Linked DNA regions of Mus musculus: region 1 is linked to region 2. A link is a contact called in ENCODE POLR2A ChIA-PET data. All regions are on one chromosome and are shown on one strand. Each heading gives the region's core, a stretch centred on a gene start or an enhancer-like site at or near the end of the contact. The rest is flanking DNA. Distances are from core to core; before and after follow the strand shown.

What was found. ChIA-PET counts read pairs that join two places held with the same protein, here RNA polymerase II (POLR2A).
Region 1: POLR2A ChIA-PET joins it to region 2 with 37 read pairs in embryonic stem cell. The contact joins the promoter of Brd2 here to the promoter of B3galt4 in region 2. POLR2A ChIA-PET finds 5 or more read pairs at or near these places in 4 of 5 experiments (Patski and embryonic stem cell).

The regions. Positions count from the first base shown.
Region 1 is chr17:34,120,368-34,124,057 of GRCm38, reverse strand. It overlaps Brd2 (bromodomain containing 2), which reads left to right and starts at 1,451. Exons shown (of 13, transcript NM_001204973.1): 1 at 1,451-1,896. H2-DMa (histocompatibility 2, class II, locus DMa) reads right to left here and starts at 1,226. Exons shown (of 6, transcript NM_010386.4): 1 at 1,124-1,226.
Region 2 is chr17:33,949,934-33,953,694 of GRCm38, reverse strand. B3galt4 (UDP-Gal:betaGlcNAc beta 1,3-galactosyltransferase, polypeptide 4) reads left to right here and starts at 2,207. Exons shown (of 1, transcript NM_019420.2): 1 at 2,207-3,761. The coding sequence starts at 2,433. The coding sequence ends at 3,548. It overlaps Rps18 (ribosomal protein S18), which reads left to right. Exons shown (of 5, transcript NM_011296.3): 3 at 1,104-1,292; 4 at 1,383-1,474; 5 at 1,577-1,697. The coding sequence ends at 1,652.

The DNA.
Region 1 (3,690 bases), core at 202-2,701, 170 kb before region 2:
GTAAGGAGAGGTGAGGACATCGTGCATGGACAGAATAACACAGCAGCAGATCAGATGCGCCGGACAGCCCACATCAATTCTGAGCATGCTCCAGTGTCTGGGGTTATCCAGGCAGGAATTTTTCATAGGAAGTTCCACTCAAGAGAACTGTCTAATCTTACGGTGGAGTTGAAAGGCTTGAGTCATTGAAGATGTAGAAGCATTCCAGACAAACAGCAGGAACCAGCTACCCAAATGTACAAAAGGGAGACTGGGGGTTGGGAACATGACATGCATGGGCAATGTCAGGGAGAAATCAGAAGTGGACTCTGGGGTGGGCAGCTGGGAGGTCCTGCTAAGTAGGGTGGTGAGGTCACACTCTGGGGCTGCATGAAGTGGGAAATAAGAGAACTGGGAGGAGACAAGCAGGGAGAGTCTTGTAAGTCCAAGTCCTGCTGTGCAAGGAAGTTGAGAAAGCCACGGAGTACTTAGAGACAGGGTAGGTACTGAATAGGGTTTTCTTTTTGGCTACTTAGAGACAGGGTAGGTACTGAATAGGGTTTTCTTTTTGGCTAAGAGAGCAAAATGGACAGGAAGTTACTTAGGTTAACAGAGAAAGGTGACCAAGTCAAAAGCAATTTCCTTCAACTGAGAAGCCCCGATAAAATAAGAGACATGCCCTGTTCTACACACGGAAAATACAGGTGGGCTGCTGGTGCAGAGTGTAAATCCAGACCATACCTTCAAAGACAAAAGACAACAGAGATAAGCGCGAGCTTCGCACTTTAAGTCAACTGCATTGTTTTTAAGTTGTCACCCTAAACTTTAGTAGGATGAATTCAAGACTGAGAAACAAACTAGTAAGGCAGGTCACAGAAACAGAAACAGAGTATAGACAATGTCAGGAAAGAATCATGATCAAAACGAGCAGAAATGACGAAGTAGAACTCTATGTTAATAAATGGTCTACCTGTACACGATCAGAGAAAGAAACACGGGTGGTATACTTCGAAGGCAGGATTCGGGTATTTTCAAGTCTCATAGAGGAAAAAAAAAAGAAACAGTTTAAGAAATTCGAGGAACCCCACAACTCCTCCCGATTAAAACGTCAAATCGAGCGTGCAACATCCAAGCGGACCCCCACCGTTCCAGGGAGGCTCGCCCTGCAGTCCCGCTGCTGCAGCCAGGACCCGCGTGCCTCCTGGGACCACAGCATGGGGCCCCGCGGATTCTGGCCAGAAAGTGCCAGGCAACGCCTCAGACCGGAGCCGGAAGAACCTATTCCCCCCGCCGCGGTGGGGAGGGGGGGGAGGCCACCGGGGCGCAGGCCCGCGCGCTCCCGCCACACCCATCGCTCAACGAGGTGGCCCCGAGGCTCGGGGCGCACTGAGCCTGCGCACCGCGGCTCTCCCCGCGACCCGTGCCTCCCCTCCCCCCAGACCAGGCACACCCTTGCGCATGCGCTATGTGTTTCGTGGGGCTGCGGCAGCCATGCTGAACTCGTACCGAGAGGCGAGTGGGGGGGACGGGGGCGACCACAGGCGCAAGGGAGGCCGGGGACCTGGCGAGGCAACAGCCTTAGCGAGGTCTGGGGTCTCGGGACACAGGTCTGGGCCTTGCAGTCCCTGTGACCCCGTTCACGACCCTCCGCAGTGTTCGGAAACCTCGCCCTCGTGGCCGTAGGGGGGGCGGACACGTGACCCGCCCCAGCCAGTCGGAGCGCTGCTGACGTGGCCGCGCGGCCCCGATGCTTTTCCCCCCACCCCCAGCGGCTAGGGAAGGGAGGGGCTGGGGGCTACGCCCCCTCCCCCAACGCCTTCTCGGCTTCCGGGGGGGTTGACACCCCGGATTCCTTGCTCCCCCCCCAGCCGGGCTGAGGGCGACTTTCGAGGGCCCCCCCGTGGCTCCTGGATCCAGGTGAGCAGGGGCCCCTGGGGCGGGGACGCCATCGGTCATTTAAATGCATAAGTAAAGGTGGGGAGTGGGAAGAATTCTTGGGGTTCAGGAGAAAAATCCCAAGGGGGAAAGACTTGTCTTTCAAACACCTGACAGCCAATGGGAGTGTGGACTGGGGCCAGCGCAAGAGGGCCACTGTGTGGGGGAGGGGAATGGCCAACCTCGTGCCTACATACCCATCGGAGGGCAAAGGGGCGAGGGTGGCTTGTGCCCCATGCACCCGTCACCGGGGGGGGGGGGGGGGACAGGAATCGGGAGCCAGGTGAGATGGGATGTTTTGGGCGGGCGAGGGGAGGGCGACCCCGTAGGCTGAGTGTGAGTGTTGGTCGTGGGATGCGAGAGCTTAGGAGTTGGCAGCTCTGGAGGTGAACTGGTGTGGTTCCCTGGCGCCGACTCCCTGCCTCCCCAGGGACTCCCTAAGCTCCCTTTGTGTCAAGGGTAGCAGGCTCGCCATCGTCACATGGCGTGATGGAGGCTCGGTCGAGTTTGTGTGCTTTTCACGAGGACGCGGCCTGTGGGGCCTGCTGTTCCCAGCTGCGCATCCCCTCCGGGCTCTTAGCTGTTTGTCTCTGCCCCAGGGTGGGGAGGGCTCACCGGCCCAGAGCCTGGGGGCCGCCTGCGAGCGCAGTCCTGGCCTGAGGTGGGTGCTGGGAGGGGAGAGCCAGCGTGGTCCGAGCCTCCCAGTCTCCGAGGTCTAGGGTTTCTCCGGGTGGCATGCTCTACTGCCGCCCTCCTCCCCTCCCCCTGCCTGGAACAGTTGCCTCCTTGTGTGCTGCGGGGGAGGGAACGGAAAGGAGGAAAGAGTTACTTTTCCAAATTACTAAGTAGCAGCAGCCTCCCCTGTGACTCATGTGGGGGCAGGGAGGGCTGGGAATGACTGGGGCGCAGTGATTTTCCGGAATGCAGGGAAACGGGAGCGTCGTCTGGCTACCCTTTCTCTCTAAGGCCCAGCAGTTTCCCCGCTCCCCGAGTTCTCTCCCCACCCCCACCCCACCCCCGTCGGGCTTCGGCCCGGACCCGCCAGGCCCAGGTGCGGAAAATCCAGTTTGGAGGCCGGGCCGCCAGGGGGAGGGGAGAGGCCTCTAAAGTTGCTGTGTCATTGCCCTGCTCGCCGCAGCCACCCGGGCGGGGCCGCGCGCACTCGGGCGACCCGGGCCTGGTTCCCGGCGGGGAGTGCAGGGTCTCTGCTTCCAAGGCGCACTTACCCCTTGCGGGGTCTGCGCTTATCTTGCGGTCCAGAAGACGGGAGCTTGGCCGCCATGTTAAGTGCAGTGACCGAGGTTCGAGGTCGAGGGCTCATGTGGAGGGAGGGTCGCCTGGTTGCAGTTCTAGGACCTAGGCCAGTTGGGGCTATAATTGGGGAATGGTGAGCCCGCCTTACAGCCCCTCACCAACGTTAATTTACTTGCCCAGACGTGCACACCTGTCTTCCCAGCCAGGGAAAGGGGAGTTTGGGAGCGAGAGGTGTGTTCTGGGGGGATAGACGCTTTTACTTTCGCGCGAGGGGCTACCCCAGAGTTGCTTTTGCCATCTGACCTTGAGAACTGGCTGGTGGTTCCTACTTAAGTCTTGTTTCGAGTCCCAAGACAGCGTAGGGGAGGGGGAGGGGGCGAGACAGCTCCCAAAATGGCTCCTGCCCCTCCTCGGAGGCGTCCGGCTGCGGGGGGGAGGGGAGGGAGGAGGGCTGCAGAGCAGCGCCGCCGCCGCCTCCTCGGCTCGCCCTCCTCCCTGGCGCTGACCGATGGAAGAGGCGCT
Region 2 (3,761 bases), core at 958-3,457:
GAAGTGCTTGCTGCCCTTATCTGTGAGGCAGTCTAGTACTGTCTGAATCCCAGTCCCTCCAAACTGCTTTAAGTGTTAGGAGTCGGTTCTTTATAATTTAAGTTAGTGCTTAAGTCAGAAGGCAAGGTGGGCGTGGGGCCACACTTTGTAGCTGAGCATAGGTCCCTTGCCTTGTCACCATAACCAACCTGGCATCATGCACCTTTAGAACTCACAGCTTGACAGTAAAACAGGCTCAAGAAAAGTAAAAAATTATATGGAGGCTGAGGTGAGGGTTGTGAAGGTTTTTGGCCTGCATGTCTGTGCATACTGTGCCTCTGGAGGCCAAAAGAGTGACTTAGATCCTCTCTCATTGGGAGTTCGAGTTATGAATGAGTGCTTGGTATATAGTCCAGGTCCTGGAAGAGCAGCCAGTGCACTGAGCCATTTCTCTAGCTCATTCAATGACACTTCCCCCTCCCCGCTAATTCTGGTAGTCACAAAGTCACACCCACTCTTGGGGCTCAAAAAACCTGTTAAAGGTTTGACTTTGTTCATCTGTGCTGCTTTTGTTGAGTTTGTGACACATGTCCAGTGTGGCCCGAACAGCGTTCCCTTCAGTTAGTAGGCAGGCTTTGTCTCTGGAAAGTGATCTGAAAAATGACAGGATCTCTAACTTAGGCTGGCCATAGCAGTCCCGAGTTCAGGGAGCTGGGATAACATCTGCACAGCCCCTCTGCTTTTGAGTAATAGGGTGTGTGTGAGGGGGCTGGAGAGGTGGCTTGGCTGTTAGAGCATTAGCTGCTCTTCCAGAGGATCCAGGTTCAATGACCCAACACTCAACAACCATTAACTCCAGTTCCAGAACATCAGCGCCTTCTGGCCTCTGGTCAGTGTGCCACAGACACACAGACATACAATGCAGGCAAACATAAGACACAAATAGACTGGGCTAGAGAGAGAATCCAGCTGTTAAAAGCTATGACTTCTTCCAGAGGCTCCCAGTGACCACATGGTGGCTCACAACCATCTGTAATGGATTCTGATACCCTCTGGTATCTCTGAAAACTCTGTACTCAGATCTTTAAAAACAAAAGTCTAATAGCCCAAACTTTTGACCTCAGGGCGTGGGGCGGAGATATGCTCATGTGGTGTTGAGGAAAGCAGACATCGACCTCACCAAGAGGGCTGGAGAACTCACGGAGGATGAGGTGGAGCGAGTGATCACCATCATGCAGAACCCACGACAGTACAAGATCCCAGACTGGTTCCTGAACAGACAGAAGGATGTGAAGGATGGGAAGTACAGCCAGGTGTGTTAGGGGACTGGTGGACACGGGTTGTCCGTTAAAACTGGGTGCAGAATCAGGAGATAAAGTTGTCTCCCCTGTCTCAAAATCTAGGTTCTGGCCAACGGTCTAGACAACAAGCTGCGTGAGGACCTGGAGAGGCTGAAGAAAATTCGAGCCCATAGAGGGCTGCGCCACTTTTGGGGGTAAGTGGGTGATGAGGCTTAAGCTGCCCACTCCCAATCAGGCTGCACAGTCCACCGGCTCGCCTCCTGCTGCTCTGTGACCTGTATCTTTTTCTTCTGCAGCCTTCGTGTCCGCGGTCAGCACACCAAGACCACTGGCCGCAGGGGCCGAACTGTGGGTGTATCCAAGAAGAAATGAGTCTCTGGGCCTTTGCTGTTAATAAATAGTTTATATACCTATGACCTCCGTCTCAGTTTGTCTTCCATCTGATAGTACTTAATGCCACAGCGATCCTGAGCTCTGGTAGTTTAATCTGGCTGCAGGTGCCTTCTGGGTACAGTGCTCTTGGTGCACTTGAACGGAAATGTCCCTCATAGGCTCCTGCTGGTGTTTGCTCCTCCCTTTCTGTTGGGTGTTCACAAGGAGACTGCCTTAGGTGCAGCAAACTGGGCGGCAACCACTGTTAAAGGTGGGGCAGCCGGTGTTGAAAACCTCCAGGGGAAGCTTGGGCAGGCTTCAATTGAGTCTCCTGCCGTAGCCGTGCTAAGCTGTTGTGAAGTGGCTACAGCTCCGCCAGATGCTGCTGCTCGGGTGAGTTAACAGCAGATGCTGGCTGCTCTAGAAAAGCAGCCTGGTATTCCGCGTGCTTTACAGTAGGGACGGACCGGGAAGGGCTGGACCTATGTGAAATGCACGCCGCTTGTCGGCTTCCGGCCTAGAGAGGCATGATGGGAAGGTGCGGGGAGGGGCGGGATGGAGCGGAGTTCCGCGTGCACGCTAGCTAGGGAAACGAAGCCTTCCGGGGCCAGCTGTGGTGGGCCAGGGCCGCATTGCACGACAGCATCTGGAGAACAGCATCTGTGATGCGCCAGAGCCCCGCGCATGGGTCACCGCGTCTCCTCAGCAGCAGCTGGTTAAAGCCGTCCTCCCACCTCCCCACGCTCTAACAGCTGTGCCCACAGGTCTCTGCGGCACGCCATGCCCCTCAGCCTCTTCCGGCGCGTCCTCCTGGCGGTCCTACTACTGGTGATCATCTGGACCCTGTTTGGACCTTCAGGCTTGGGGGAGGAGCTGCTGAGCCTGTCCCTGGCATCCCTGCTGCCGGCCCCAGCCTCGCCAGGACCGCCCCTCGCCCTGCCCCGCCTCTTGATTTCTAACTCTCATGCCTGTGGTGGCTCCGGACCCCCTCCCTTCCTGCTCATCCTGGTGTGTACGGCCCCGGAGCACCTGAACCAGAGAAACGCCATTCGGGCATCTTGGGGTGCCATCCGCGAAGCCCGGGGTTTCAGAGTGCAGACGCTCTTCCTCCTGGGAAAACCTAGAAGACAGCAGCTTGCTGACCTGTCCTCAGAGTCAGCAGCACACAGGGATATCTTGCAGGCCTCCTTCCAGGATTCCTACCGCAACCTCACCCTCAAGACCCTCAGTGGACTGAACTGGGTGAACAAATACTGTCCTATGGCCCGCTACATCCTCAAGACGGATGATGACGTGTATGTCAACGTCCCAGAGCTGGTGTCAGAGCTGATACAAAGAGGGGGGCCTTCGGAGCAATGGCAGAAGGGCAAAGAGGCCCAGGAAGAGACAACAGCTATCCATGAAGAGCACAGAGGCCAGGCAGTGCCCCTTCTGTATTTAGGCAGGGTGCACTGGAGGGTGAGACCCACTCGGACACCAGAGTCCCGGCACCATGTGTCAGAAGAACTGTGGCCGGAAAACTGGGGTCCTTTTCCACCCTATGCCTCGGGCACAGGATATGTACTGTCCATCTCTGCTGTGCAGCTCATCCTGAAGGTGGCCAGCCGGGCCCCACCTCTACCTCTAGAGGATGTCTTTGTGGGAGTAAGTGCAAGGCGAGGGGGCCTTGCCCCCACACACTGTGTCAAATTGGCTGGTGCTACCCACTACCCCTTGGATCGGTGCTGTTACGGGAAGTTCCTGCTGACATCCCACAAGGTGGATCCCTGGCAAATGCAGGAAGCTTGGAAGCTGGTGAGCGGCATGAATGGGGAGAGGACTGCACCCTTTTGCTCCTGGCTCCAGGGATTTCTGGGTACCTTGAGGTGCCGGTTCATAGCCTGGTTCAGTAGCTGAGAACCCACAGAAAACAGCACCTCAGAGACCTTTCCCCAAAGTTGGTGCAGAGGCTGCAGATCCCTGTGGTGATCTAGTTCCTCCATTTTCTCACAGCAAACTCTGAAGCTGCAACCAACCAAGTTTACCAAGATAAACTTGGGCCCTGGCCTGCCAGCTCCGGGGAGGGATAAAGCCAAGGGCGGGAAGGGGACTCACAAGCAGGGACAAGGG